2 separate regions of the Homo sapiens genome follow, and region 1 is linked to region 2. Evidence: chromatin contacts called from ENCODE Hi-C or POLR2A ChIA-PET data. All regions are on one chromosome and are shown on one strand. Each heading gives the region's core, a stretch centred on a gene start or an enhancer-like site at or near the end of the contact. The rest is flanking DNA. Distances are from core to core; before and after follow the strand shown. Region 1 overlaps MEF2A (myocyte enhancer factor 2A). Region 2 has its middle 41 kb from the start of LINC03080.

Region 1 (5,809 bases), core at 2,111-4,610, 230 kb after region 2:
TGACATAGTAACCTCATTTGATTCTCACAGTAGCTGTGCAAGGCAGCCAGGACAAAGATTGCTATATCTTCTTTATTTGACAATGAAGAAGTTCAGAGAGGTCAAATTATTTTCCCAATGCCTAGGAAATGGTGAATCTGGGACAGAAACTCAGGCAATACATCCACATCCACATGATCTTTCTCACATCTTCTAACCTAGGTTAGAAAGTAGAAATTAAAAAGAAATAAACTGAGATCAGGATCCTCATCGAATGTTTGTAAGTGTCTACATCTAGCCAAAGGCCTTTTTGTCTGATGTACCCTTTTGAAAATTGTGATAGAGAAAATGGAATCACATTCTAACTCTTCATAATCTCAAAGGCACTGAATTATACTTTACTGATTTGGCTCAGACCCCCGAATGTCAGTTATCAGGCTGTAACATAATTTATAAAAAACAAATAGAGTTGTGCTGTGGCTTTCTTATGTGCTAGTGACACAGAGTCTGTTGTGTTCCTCTGATCTTTGATTTTCAAAAACCGTTACCTTAAGCCAGTTTGGCGAGAAACTGCTTCTGTCGTACTCCTACACGTTAAGGACAATGACTGTCTTAGACTAACTGGATTATTTAATAGTTGAATTTTTTTTATCCATTCCCAGCATGGATAGGATGCTACACAGATGCATCCAGTTGGCAAAAAGCATTTAATATTGCTCTTCCACTGCCCTGTCGGCAGTACTTGATTCAAAATTCTCTACTCAAAGCCTCTGCTACAGAAGGCCAGGGGACTATGAAGGGATACATGTCCGAATCTGTTGTTAAAAAATAGGTCAACTGCATGATTGGAGAGAAAGAAATAAGAATACAAGCTGCACCCAATAAGCCATGACTTCAAACCGTGTTAACACGTAAATAATACCGCAAAGAAAAGTAGTTTTGATTCCTATACTCATAGACGTACAATCCCTATATATACAGATGACCTTTGCCATCATCAGGTATTTAAAACCTACACATACTTCATTTAGGGGAGTCTGACAGTATTTGTAGTGGCATCAAGTCCTCATTTTGTGCAACAAATAGAAGTGCTAATGCCTGTAACAGAAGTTCCTATTTTAACGTGGGGTGTCTGACACTAATCAACTATTTTAAAAGAATTAATGTAAAAATAGGACCCTTCAAATTAAATATTTAGTTATTCTCACTAGTATTTTTGAAGTTTTCACATCATCAGTGCTTCAGAAAATGACATTCATATGAAACTGTGAAAAATGTCACTTAAATTGAAAGTGATTTTTAAGTCAACATAAATACCACATCAGAACACATTTTCTCTTTTTTGATCTCACAGAATACCCAGAGGATCAGTAGTTCTCAAGCCACTCAACCTCTTGCTACCCCAGTCGTGTCTGTGACAACCCCAAGCTTGCCTCCGCAAGGACTTGTGTACTCAGCAATGCCGACTGCCTACAACACTGGTGAGCCTGCTCTGGTGCCTTCCGTAGGTTTTACCGCTCTCTGTTTTGTGATCAACGTGTGCTTCTGTGATTTTTTTTAAGTATATTTATTGAAATAAACTATTTCCAGTTTTTTAGATTTAAATTAGGATGTATTTTTCAATGTGCTAGCCTTGAAAAAATTACAAACAAAATGGATAGTGTGGATAGTGCGATGAGTAAGTTATTCCGGCTTCTCCAGTGTGAACTTTCACTTAACCCCTGACACAAAGCCACGTGGATGATAGCAAAATGGTGACATGCATCAAGCCAAGAGGGGAGCAGCCTGTTGCTTGAGTATTGCTGATGTAGTTTCTCTTCATACAGTATCACGCTTTTCCAGGCTTTTAAAATAAGATGTTTGTCTTTATGCTGTGTTAACCTGCTTTGGGAAAGACATGAATCCCTTTGGACCTGAGACTTCAGGAGGTGGCCGACGTTTGGCTGTGTCGAACAGGCTGTTTTCCTCCCTGTAACCACTAGCTTGGTCCATGTCATGTGCACCTGAGGGGCAAAACAAGGGCTGTTCTGATTTCTCCTCGGAGCCAGTCACTCTGCCTTTGAGGGGAGCTTTTCCTTCATTTATGTTTATTTAGGCATTTCATCTTAAAATGCCCTAATTTGGGGTTGTATTAGGAAAGTTTAAGAATATTACAGTGATCGTAGGAGTGCTTTTAGCCAAGCAGACTGTATGGAGAATCGAGGGCAGCTGGTTTCATTTAAATTTACCAATCTAAGAAGGAGTGGAAAACACATGTGGTTTCGCTTTCTCATCAGCTGAGCCAAACACCTGATGCTTCAGAGGAAGACGGCAGTAGTTCAATTCTCCCTTGCCCATTACTCAGAGACTGCAATGCAGAGAAGTTATTATGATTCTCCTGAGTGTCATAAGTAGACTGTGGTAAAGATGGTCTGATTTTAGCCTTCAGGGTAAATGCTTTGGCACAGAACTTTGAAACTGCTGTCCGCAGCTACGTGAGGGGACAGAGCGTTGATAACATTTGATTGCCACTTGAATTCTAAGAAGTTCTTTTAAAACAGAATCAACAATAAAAGGTTTTATTGAAAAAAAAAAAGTCTCTTAGGAAATATCCATTACTTTTCCAACCGTTAGTATGAAAAATAATGCCCAAATTTGTCAACTGCATACTATCTTAGGGATTGTGAATCATAGCCTGTTATTAGTGCCTTGCACAGAACAAGGTTCCAGAGTAAAGCCAGGGATGAAGCATTCATAGAAATTCTGTTTCGACGCATTGATCACCTGCTCTGTGAGAGACTGTACTAGGGACATAGCTTTCTCCAAGTTTATTCCAAGTGAGGAGGCAGGACATACCTAAGTGGGTAACCGTGGAGGGGAAGTCCTGAATTGTTGTGATTGTGAATTTATACTCTGAGAATTGAGAAGGGAGGGCAAAGCTATACTGTTCAAAGGTGTATTGGCTGAGAAGAGGGAGCTTGAACTGGGTGTCAGATTATGGTTTACTGACCGTTTCATTACAGGTTTTTCAGTATACTTAGAAATTCCACTATACTTATTTTTAGAAATGCCATTGAATTGGGAATTTATTTTTTAAAAGTATAAAAGAAATTACCAAAGCATATAAAAATGGAGGCAGGCTCTCAAAATCATCAGTCGCTTAGCGTCAGTCTCATGCCACCTTTTGACCGACTTTATCTTTCTTCTCTTTCTCGTAACACTTACTCTGTTTGAAGTTTACCATGTTGTTTTTAACTTATTTCCACATCTATTCAGCAAATATTTATCAGGCAGCTGCTGTGTGGCAGGCACTGTGCCAGGCACTGGAAATGCAGGAGTGCAGTCAGCAGTGAAGCCTGGGGGGAAGGCACAAGACACACAGCTCTAGGGATAAGCTGCTGCAGTTGTGTCAAGGGCTGTGTCTCAGCTCGGACAGGAAGGAACATGCGTGACTCAGCCAGGCAGAGGAGGCAGAGTGCTCTTGGGAGAGGGTGTGCCTGTACAAAGGCTAGGAGTTTGCGGGCGGGACGGGGCTGAAGGAATGGGGACAGAGCGTGGGTGGTTAGAATTGAGACTAGAGAGGTAAGTAATGATTTGTAGACTATGTCAAGGATTTTGGAAACTGTCCGGAGAGCATTGGGGAGCCATAAAAAACTTTTGAAGTAGAGGAGTGCCATGACCATATTTGTTATTTTAAAAAGATGTCTTTGCTGTATATAGGGTTAAAAGGCAATGCCAGGAAGCCACATCAGAGGCTACTGTAGTGGTCCAAGCAATGGGTGCTGATAGCATAGACTAGAGAGGTGGCAGTAGAGATGGTGAGACCTGGGCAGGCTTGAGAGAGAGCAGATAGAATTGCTCAGACCTGGAAATTGATGTTGGGAGTGAGAGGGAAGGGAAGTAGCAAGGATAACACCCATGGGCTTCTGCACGAGCTGCTGGGTGCATGTTGGTGCCATGTACTAAGAGTACTTAAGGAGGAACAGGTTTGCAGGAAAGGATGGGCCATGTCAGATGTGTGGCGTTTGGAGTGGCGTCCAAATGGACATGGCACTAGGTCGTTTAAAAGATCTAGAGGTCGAAGGAGACTGTGGGCCGGAGGGAGCACTGGGGAAGGCGTCAGTGTGACGGGTCCTTGCCCCAGCCCATGGGAGTGTATAGAATGACAAGGGCAGAGTCAGGACAGCCCTGAGCACCAGCTGTGTCGCTTCAACTCCGTTCCTTTTTTAAAATGTTAATTCACTAGGAAGACCAATTTCTTTAAACACCTCTCTTGAGACATGAGAAAGAAGATAAAAGTAGAAGAGTTTTGCCACCTCTCTTTGGAACCAAGTGAGAAAGACAAGTGTTAATGATGAGCTGAAATAACTCCCCGTGTGAGTGATAACTAACGTCCTAAATCTTGGTCCCAGTGATTACGACTGAAGCATTCATATGATATGAGCTGGGTATACTCTAGGACACCGAGTTTTTTCATGAAGTTGAAACTCTTGCATGCTGTCAGGGAGTTTGCGACAGTCTAGGTACTTTAAACAAATGCGCTTACTAATTGTGTAATGATGTCACTGAGCTTGGCACCCCATGTAGGGATTCTGTCTTTCCTGTCCCCTATTCCCTGTCCCCCAACCCCTTGCTTCATTAAGACTTGCTGATTCAAACTCACTCTGGTTGAGGTTGAGTGTTTCTCTTTGTTCCAAAGGGTAGTGGCAGGCATATTTAAAGTAACAATTGTACAGAACACTCTTTAATGATGGCCTCTTATTTGAATCATCCCAGACAAAGAAATATTGCTAGATCCTGTAAATCTTCCAAGAAAAGATTTTGCGGATTTTAGACCCACATGTATGTTGTTTTGTTGTGAAGTATCTGGCTTCTCTCAATGTAGGAACTTTTTATTTTATTTTTTTTTGAGAGGAAGTCTGTTGCCCAGGCTGGATGGAGTGCAGTGGTGCTACCTCGGCTCACTGCAGCCTCTGCCTCCCGGGTTCAAGCAGTTCTCCTGCCTCAGCCTCCCAAGTAGCTGGGACTACAGGCATGCGCCACCACGCCTGGATAATTTTTGTATTTTTAGCAGATACGGGGTTTCACCATGTTGTCCAGGCTGGTCTCAAACTCCTGACCTCAAGTGATCCGCCCATCTTGGCCTCCCAAAGTGCTGGGATTACTGGCATGAGCCAGCATGGCTGGCCTCAATGTAGGAACTTTTGCAGTAGCTACGTAAAAAATAGATTCCGTATGGACCTTCCATCATATGCAGAGCCCTCTTGTCTTCCTTTGTAGATTATTCACTGACCAGCGCTGACCTGTCAGCCCTTCAAGGCTTCAACTCGCCAGGAATGCTGTCGCTGGGACAGGTGTCGGCCTGGCAGCAGCACCACCTAGGACAAGCAGCCCTCAGCTCTCTTGTGTGAGTAACTAGAAGTTTTCCCTGCATCTTTACTCCTGGCCTACACACTCTCTTTTCCTATCAGTGACAGCCTTTTGCTCTGTTGAGTTTCGTGTGAGGAATCCTGTAATGATTCCTTTTCAGGTAGATACAAGTGTCGGGAGAAAATATTTTCTTACATGGCTCTAGACAGTAGCTTGGATACTGACAAACTAGGCATTCCTTGAAGGGATTTGGGGAGCAAGGCTTCTCCCATAGGGACATCCTGAGGTAGAGAGACTCAACCAGGATCTGAAGGGGTCTGAAGGCACAGATACCACCCGCATGCACCATCCTTCTGCCCTCTGACCAGTGATGAAGCTGCCTACTGCACCCCTGCTCCCAAGCACCTGCCTCTGGCTGCACTGCTTGAAAGGCAGCCTGTAGGCATTCAGGCCTCCCTGCCACCCTTGCCATTGACTGCTT
Region 2 (6,496 bases), core at 2,160-4,659:
AGTGGCGTGATCTCAGCTCACTGCAACCTCCGCCTCCCAGGTTCAAGAAATTCTCTGCCTCAGCCTTCTGAGCAGCTGGGATTACAGGCACCCACCACCACACCCAGCTAATTTTTGTGTTTTTCATAGCGACGGGGTTTCACCCTCTTGGCCAGGCTGGTCTTGAACTCCTGACCTCGTGATCCACCGGCCTCGGCCTCCCAAAGTGCTGGGATTACAGGTGTGATCACCAGGCCACCGCGCCCGGCCAACTCTTCTCCTTTCTGATAAGTCCTGGGGTGGCCTTGGGGCAGATGGTCCCCAGCGGCTGCGCGCACCAGGTTTGCAGATCGAGGCACCAGCACTGTGCATGCTGTGACCAGAGGCCTGAGGACCACCCTGCATTCGGTGTGTGTAACCTCTAAGCAAAGACTTTACCTTTCATTGGGAGCCCCATGCAAATCACAAGCCTCCAGAGGCACTTATTAAGTGCCCGTTTCTTCTTTATCTACTTAGATGCTAGACCAAAGAGCTACATTCTAAAATTTCACTGACTGATTTATATCCTGCTTGTTCCCAAAAAGGACGACAATAAAACCACAGGTACAGTATGGCCAGGAACATTTAACCAAGACAAAGGAGGGGAACAAAGGCAGAGAATTATGCCTAGCCTCAGCCTTTCAGGAAAGTAAAATCCAAGATTTCATTCTCCAGGTGTCTTTAAACTTCCCCAAGATGTAAGGGCGACTTCCTTTTCTTTTTGTAAATCTCCTCCAGCCGCATTGGAAAGGCAGCCCGCGCTTTGTGATAAGCGTGGGAGGCCTGTTCCCACTAAGAGGAATTATTCTGTTGCAGGATGGACTGCTGCGGCCATGCAGGCTGAGGCTGGCTTTTTTTGCCCAGTCACTTGACAGCCTTCAGCCCAGCAGCCCTACCCTCTTGGCCGCAGCCACAGAAAGCCTGGGCAGGATTGTGTTTCTCAGCTGACTCTGCACACTGGTGACAGATTGTCCAAGCTGTGCCCTGGCCCGGGTTTGCAGAGCTTCCCCATTTCCCTGTGGATACAAAGGTGAGTGACCAGAGTGAGCCCCCATCGCAGGCCATCGTGCCTGGCACCCTGGGACGCCCAGATGAGTGAGGAACGCTGTGCCCTTGGAGGAGGCAGACACAGCCCCAAATAGTGTCAGGAAGTGAAAGGGGAAGGGAAGGGGGTGAAAAGTGCTGAGTGTGGGCTTTTCGGGGAGCTCCTCTGGTCAGCAGGGTTCCTCCAGGAGCCCAGGGCACAGGGACACCCAGTGGATGGGGCCACTGGGCCAGCATTGCCTACGCAGGAGAAAGGCAGGAGGGGGCCTTGTTTAAGCTCTGTCCCCTTCTATGGCTCTCTCTCAACCTTAAAAACAGGAGACACAAAACCTTCCCTTTGTTTCTACCATTGGAGCATAACGAAATCTGTGATGAGAGCTGGGGCTCAAGCCATTCCGCGGCTGTGACCTCTTGTTTCATGGCCGTTGCCCGAAGGCGCAGAACGTGGGGCTTGAAATTTTGTTCTGCTGTCTGCTTCTCGGCTTAGTTTCTTTGGACTTCTCTGAGTCTTGTTTCTCCCTGCTTAGAAAAAGGTGATAAACGATAGCCACTATCTAGGATATGGAAATTCAATAAACCTATGAATATACCGATAAAAGAATCACATATACGTACAGTATACGCATACACTACATTGACATATGCATGTGTGACTATACACACCACACCTTCTGCACGCCCCCCCCGCAGAGCCTGGAGTGCCCCTGGCCGTGGCTCCCTGGCCCGAGTGTGACTCAGATCCTTAGGGCAAGGACAGCTGCCCCTGTCCCCGGTGGGCCTGCCTCTCTCACCCCCACACTCTGACCCACTCCAGGCTGACAGCAGCTGGGGCCCCCTGGGATGGGCCAGAGCTCCGGCAGCTGCTCCTGGATGGGAACTTGGAGGCCTGACCATGGACGGAGTGCTCCCTGTGCGGGCCCCGGACCTGGAACGCCCACTTGTGAAACCCCAGCCTGCTGACCTTCGGGTCATGGCGCAAAGTGAAGCCTGCCTGTGACTTGGAGGCAGGAGGGCGACTGGAGTGGCGGGAAATGATGGCAGCCATCTGGCTGTGCTATTTACCCTGGCTGCGAAGCCACCCTCCTCCAGCTCTTCTTTTCCCTTCCCTTCAGCATCCTCGCCCCAAGCATACTGCCACGCCCACTGACAGCGATCAAATAATAACAGCAGCAGCGACATGTCCTGAGCTCCCACTGTGTGGGGTGTGCATTCTCCCCTTTCTTGTCACTCTCCCTGGGTCCCTCCTGCCTCCCTGGCTGCACCTCTTCAGTCTTCTGTGCTGGACCCCTCGTCTGCCCAGCCCTGGCCTAGCTCACTGACGGCCGTGTGGTTCTGGCCTGAACCAAACTCTGTCCTCTGCTTGGTTTTCACCCACCACTGGACGTGCTCTAGAGGCACAGGGCTGTGTTGACTGTGTAATGTCTAGAACCTAAGCGCCAATGGGGTGGCCTAGCCCTGGCACAGACGCGATACCCAGGAAATGAATGAGTGCATGAAGAAACAGAGGCTCAGAGAGGGCGAGTCACTTGTCCAAAGCCACAGAGCTGGAGAGTGGTGGAAGGAGGGTTCAGACCCCCTGTCCGGAGGTCCCCTTCCCTTGCCCCACCACCTCCACAAGGAGTGCCTCACCTCTACTGTCAATCACTCTCTACTTCCCCTCCCTCCCCACCCCAGATAGCATTACCTAGGGGCACCGAGGGGGTTCGCGGGCCCCACTGGCCCAACCTGTGGCCTTTCTTAAGCTGAAAAACCTGCTGAAGGAGAAAATGACCACGTTACCTATAAGCAGGAGCATCTGGGTAGGAGCCCGGGGAACATCTTCCTTCTGGCTCCTTCCAAAACCCCAGAACCCAGTGCACGGGCAGCCTTTTGAAGACAGGCGAGCTGGCTCTACCTGTCTTTCTGATTTGAAATCTAGGTCACTCACTGCCTCCCCTCCTCCTTTAGAAGATCAGCAGGATATCTTCTAGGGTCTCAGAGTGAGAGAGGGGACGACAGGGAAAAGCGTTTCAATGGAACCCACACCCTGCCTGCGGCTGTCAGGAACACTTCATTTTGGAAGCCAGTATAATTTATGAGATGCAAATGGATTTAGCACTAAAAAAGAAAAAAAAAATCTTGGAAAAGGTACAAAGTGCACCTCACACCCTGTGTCGAGGCGTGTTTGGGGCTCTGTTAATCATCTCAGACAAAAGAGATTTAATCTCAGGCTAGCTGATCCTGAGAGTGCCAGCATCTCTCCCCAAGCCCAGGAGGCTTGCCCGGGAAGATGCAGGCCTGGCCTCTGTGCAGGCTCCGGGGCTCCGGTGCACGGCACTTGTGTTCAGCTCTTGTCTGAGTCACGCAGTAGATGAAATTACGGAGGTTCCTGCACATGATGAATCAGAAAGCAGGATCAAGCCAAATATTTGGACAAGCCTTGCCTCGCATAGAGCAGGATGAAGACTTCACAGCCAGCAAGCAGCCTGCCAGCAGCAAGCCCAGAGACTGTTTCTGACGAAGTGCTGCCGTGGGGTAAGCTGCAGCTCAGGAGGGAATTAGCTCAGACCCATGAAGCCACCGTGCAGTTGGATCTCTTGGCCAGCGCTGGGCAAAGGGGTGTGTGAGCATCCCAGGGCCCTGAGCCGTGATTCAGTCTTGGGCTCAGAAGAGGGGTCTTGTCACGGTGCAGCGTGCAGGGTGGGGGACGTGGGTTGGGGGAGGAGATGGTTCACTTTGAGTCACCCTCTCAGCCTTCTCTTTCTGGGAGTCTTCAGACAGCAGGCAGCGTTTCCTGCAGCAGCGGGGAGACCGCGCGGCCCTCCCCACGCTCCCGCCTGGGCCCTGGTGGGGGATGCAGGCAGACACGGCGACCACAAAATGGGGAAGGAAGTGAAGCCATGAGTGCCTTGGCAAGGCTTTAAATACTTTGAGGGCTCTCACCAGAGGCCTAATTGCTACCCTTTGGAGCTCCAGAGTTAGTTTTTCAAGGTTGTTTGGAACAATAAAACCCGTAATAACAATGCTACCTTAGATTTGTCTGGAACCTTTTTATTTTGTAAATTAACTTTTGAAAGAACTCAACATTCTTGGGTTTATTTTAAGCTACTTTTCTCCTTCGCAAGGATGCTTCCAGGCACTAAAATAGTCTGCATTGGAGAGAACAAACAAATCCCTACAAGTAAACAGTTGATATTGATGACTAGCAACAGTAGCTAACATGGGCTGTGGACTGACCCTGTGCTAGGCAGACCCCTGCTCCATGATTCACAAGAAAATGGCTTGTCTGAGCTTCACTAGAACCCCTATGAGGTGGGTGCTATTATGTCCCCATTTTGCAGTTGAAGAAACAGGCTCAGGGAGGTTATTATAACTTCCCAAGGCCACACAGCTAGTGTTGCACAGCCAAAATTTAAACCCAGGTGGTCAGACATCCAGCTCATATTCTGCCTCCCGACAGCCCTGATGTTGCACAAACTCATCAGCCAAATGACCCTGAGAACAGGTTCAAGCCATACTTCGATGAGGTCACACTTGATGGCTGCCTTCAGGAGCCTGGCCCGCTCTCCAAGCTTGGAGAACGAAGCTGGGGAGATGGCTTCCTGAAAGGAGGTTAACCACAGGTGAACCAGAGTCTAAGCCCACGTGGGCCAGCCCTGCTTCCCTGGAGAGAAGACTCAGCAAAGATCTTCCTACCTGGGCACCCTCTGAGAAAGCAATGCTGCTGAGCTTGCATGAGAGAGCAGAGCAAAGGCCTGCAGTCCACGGCCAGAGCCCTGGCTCAGAGCCTGGCTGGGGCCCTCATTAGGTGTGAGGCTACTCCTGTTAGTGTTGCTGCATAAAGTCCCAAACTTGGTGGCATAACGCCGCCATTTATTGTATTCACAGATGCTGTGCTTCGGGAATTCGGACAAGGTGCAACAGCGTCTACTTGCTTCATGGTGTCTAGGGCTTCATCTGGGGACGCTTGAAAACAAGGGTTGGGGGATGTGACTTGACAGCTGGGGGCTGGAACAATCTGGAGACATTTTTGCCCACGTGTCTGGTGGTTGATGCTGGCTGTCAGCTGGGACCACAGCTGGAGCTGTCACCAGAATACACAGAAGCGTCCTCCCCATGTGGCCTGGGCTTCCTCATGGGCCTCAGGGTAGTCAGACTTCTTGTGTAACAATTATATTCATTTTCTAGGGGTGCCATAGGAAAGTACCACAAACCGGGTGGCTTAGAACAACAGAAAGTTATCACCTTACAGTTCTGGAGGCTGGAAATCCGAGATCAAGCTGTCAGCAGGGTGGGTTCCTTCTGAGGCTGTCAGGGAGGGATCTGCTCCAGGCCTTCCTCCTTGGCTTGTAGATAGCCATCTTCTCCCCGTGTCTGCACATCATCTTCCTTCTATGTGGGTCTCTCTACTCAAATTTCCCCCTTTTATAAGGGGGAAATTCATAATCCAATAAGTCATATTGGATCAGGGCCCACCTTAATGACCTCATCTTAACTTGATTACCTCTATGAAGATCCTATGTCCAAATAATTTCACATTCTTAGACATAAAAACTTGGGGGGATAACACAATTTAACTTATGTGTCACTCCGGGCTCCAAAGGCAACTGTTCCAAGAGAACCAGCAGAAACCACATGGCCTTTTCTGAGCAGCCTTAGAAGTTGAGCTCCATTCTATTTGGTTATAAGTAAGTCACTAAGGTCAGCCCAGATTCAAGGGGGAGGGACAGAGATCCCACCTCTTGGTTGGAAGAAGGTCAAATAATTTATGAACTTTTTTTTTCTTTTTGAGATAGGTACTATTTTTATTTCTCTTTTATAGGCAGAGAAAGCAAATCCTAGCATGGTCAGGCAACTCACCCGGGGTCTGACAGTTAGTGGATGACAGGGCCAGCGCTGGATCTCAATATGGATGTGCTTTCAAACTTCCTATGACCTGGTGCAAGTTATGTAACCTCAGTAAGCCTTGATTGCCTCATCTGTGAAATGGTGATAATGATACCCAATTCACAGAGTTGTTTTAAGTATTGAATGAGGTGAGTTATGTAAAATGCCCAGCACATTAGAGGAGCTCAATTAATGATAATTCCTCTCCTCCTCCTCCTTTTTCTTCTTCTCCTAGCATCATTATTATTATTATCATCATTAATCTTAAAAGTGGAAACACGATGACAAGAGCTTTGCAGGGTAGGGTAATGAAAAAGCACCAGATGGGAGGTTAAACTCCTTGGATCTTCATTTGAGCTGTGGATGTTTACAGCTGCTAACCTTATTGTGAATGTATGGTGTGTCCAGCACAGAGCTGATCATTTCCACATTTGATCCTATTTAACCTGTACACCAGCTAGCAAAGGCCAGAACTCATATTTGAACCCATGAGCCAATGCACTTCATCTCTATGCTATCCCACTTCTGACAAACAATCTGTAAGCTTTTTTTCCCCAGCAATAACAAT

What was found. Hi-C counts contacts between places; a loop is a spot of excess contacts on that map. ChIA-PET counts read pairs that join two places held with the same protein, here RNA polymerase II (POLR2A). Pooled maps may share reads with other maps.
Region 1: a loop to region 2 is called in a pooled map, with 2.4 times the contacts of the local background. The contact joins two enhancer-like sites. A Hi-C loop is called at or near these places in 2 of 168 maps with a recorded cell type or tissue (Calu3 and IMR-90) and 7 of 50 pooled maps. POLR2A ChIA-PET finds 5 or more read pairs at or near these places in 3 of 52 experiments (CD4-positive, alpha-beta T cell, PC-3 and PC-9).

Annotation. Positions count from the first base shown.
Region 1 is chr15:99,705,396-99,711,204 of GRCh38, forward strand. MEF2A (myocyte enhancer factor 2A) reads left to right here. Exons shown (of 12, transcript NM_001319206.4): 10 at 1,334-1,460; 11 at 5,239-5,365. Among named protein-coding and RNA genes, the nearest start is that of LYSMD4, 25 kb to the right of the region's middle. Within about 2 kb of position 3,361, at least 24 of the 41 ENCODE cell types and tissues checked have a DNase peak (open chromatin) inside an H3K27ac peak, as active enhancers do; they include PC-3, where a contact is called at or near this core.
Region 2 is chr15:99,473,227-99,479,722 of GRCh38, forward strand. No RefSeq gene overlaps it. Among named protein-coding and RNA genes, the nearest start is that of LINC03080, 41 kb to the left of the region's middle. RefSeq lists enhancers at 1,098-1,774, 1,775-2,450 and silencers at 1,878-2,172, 3,358-3,652. Within about 2 kb of position 3,410, at least 23 of the 41 ENCODE cell types and tissues checked have a DNase peak (open chromatin) inside an H3K27ac peak, as active enhancers do; they include PC-3, where a contact is called at or near this core.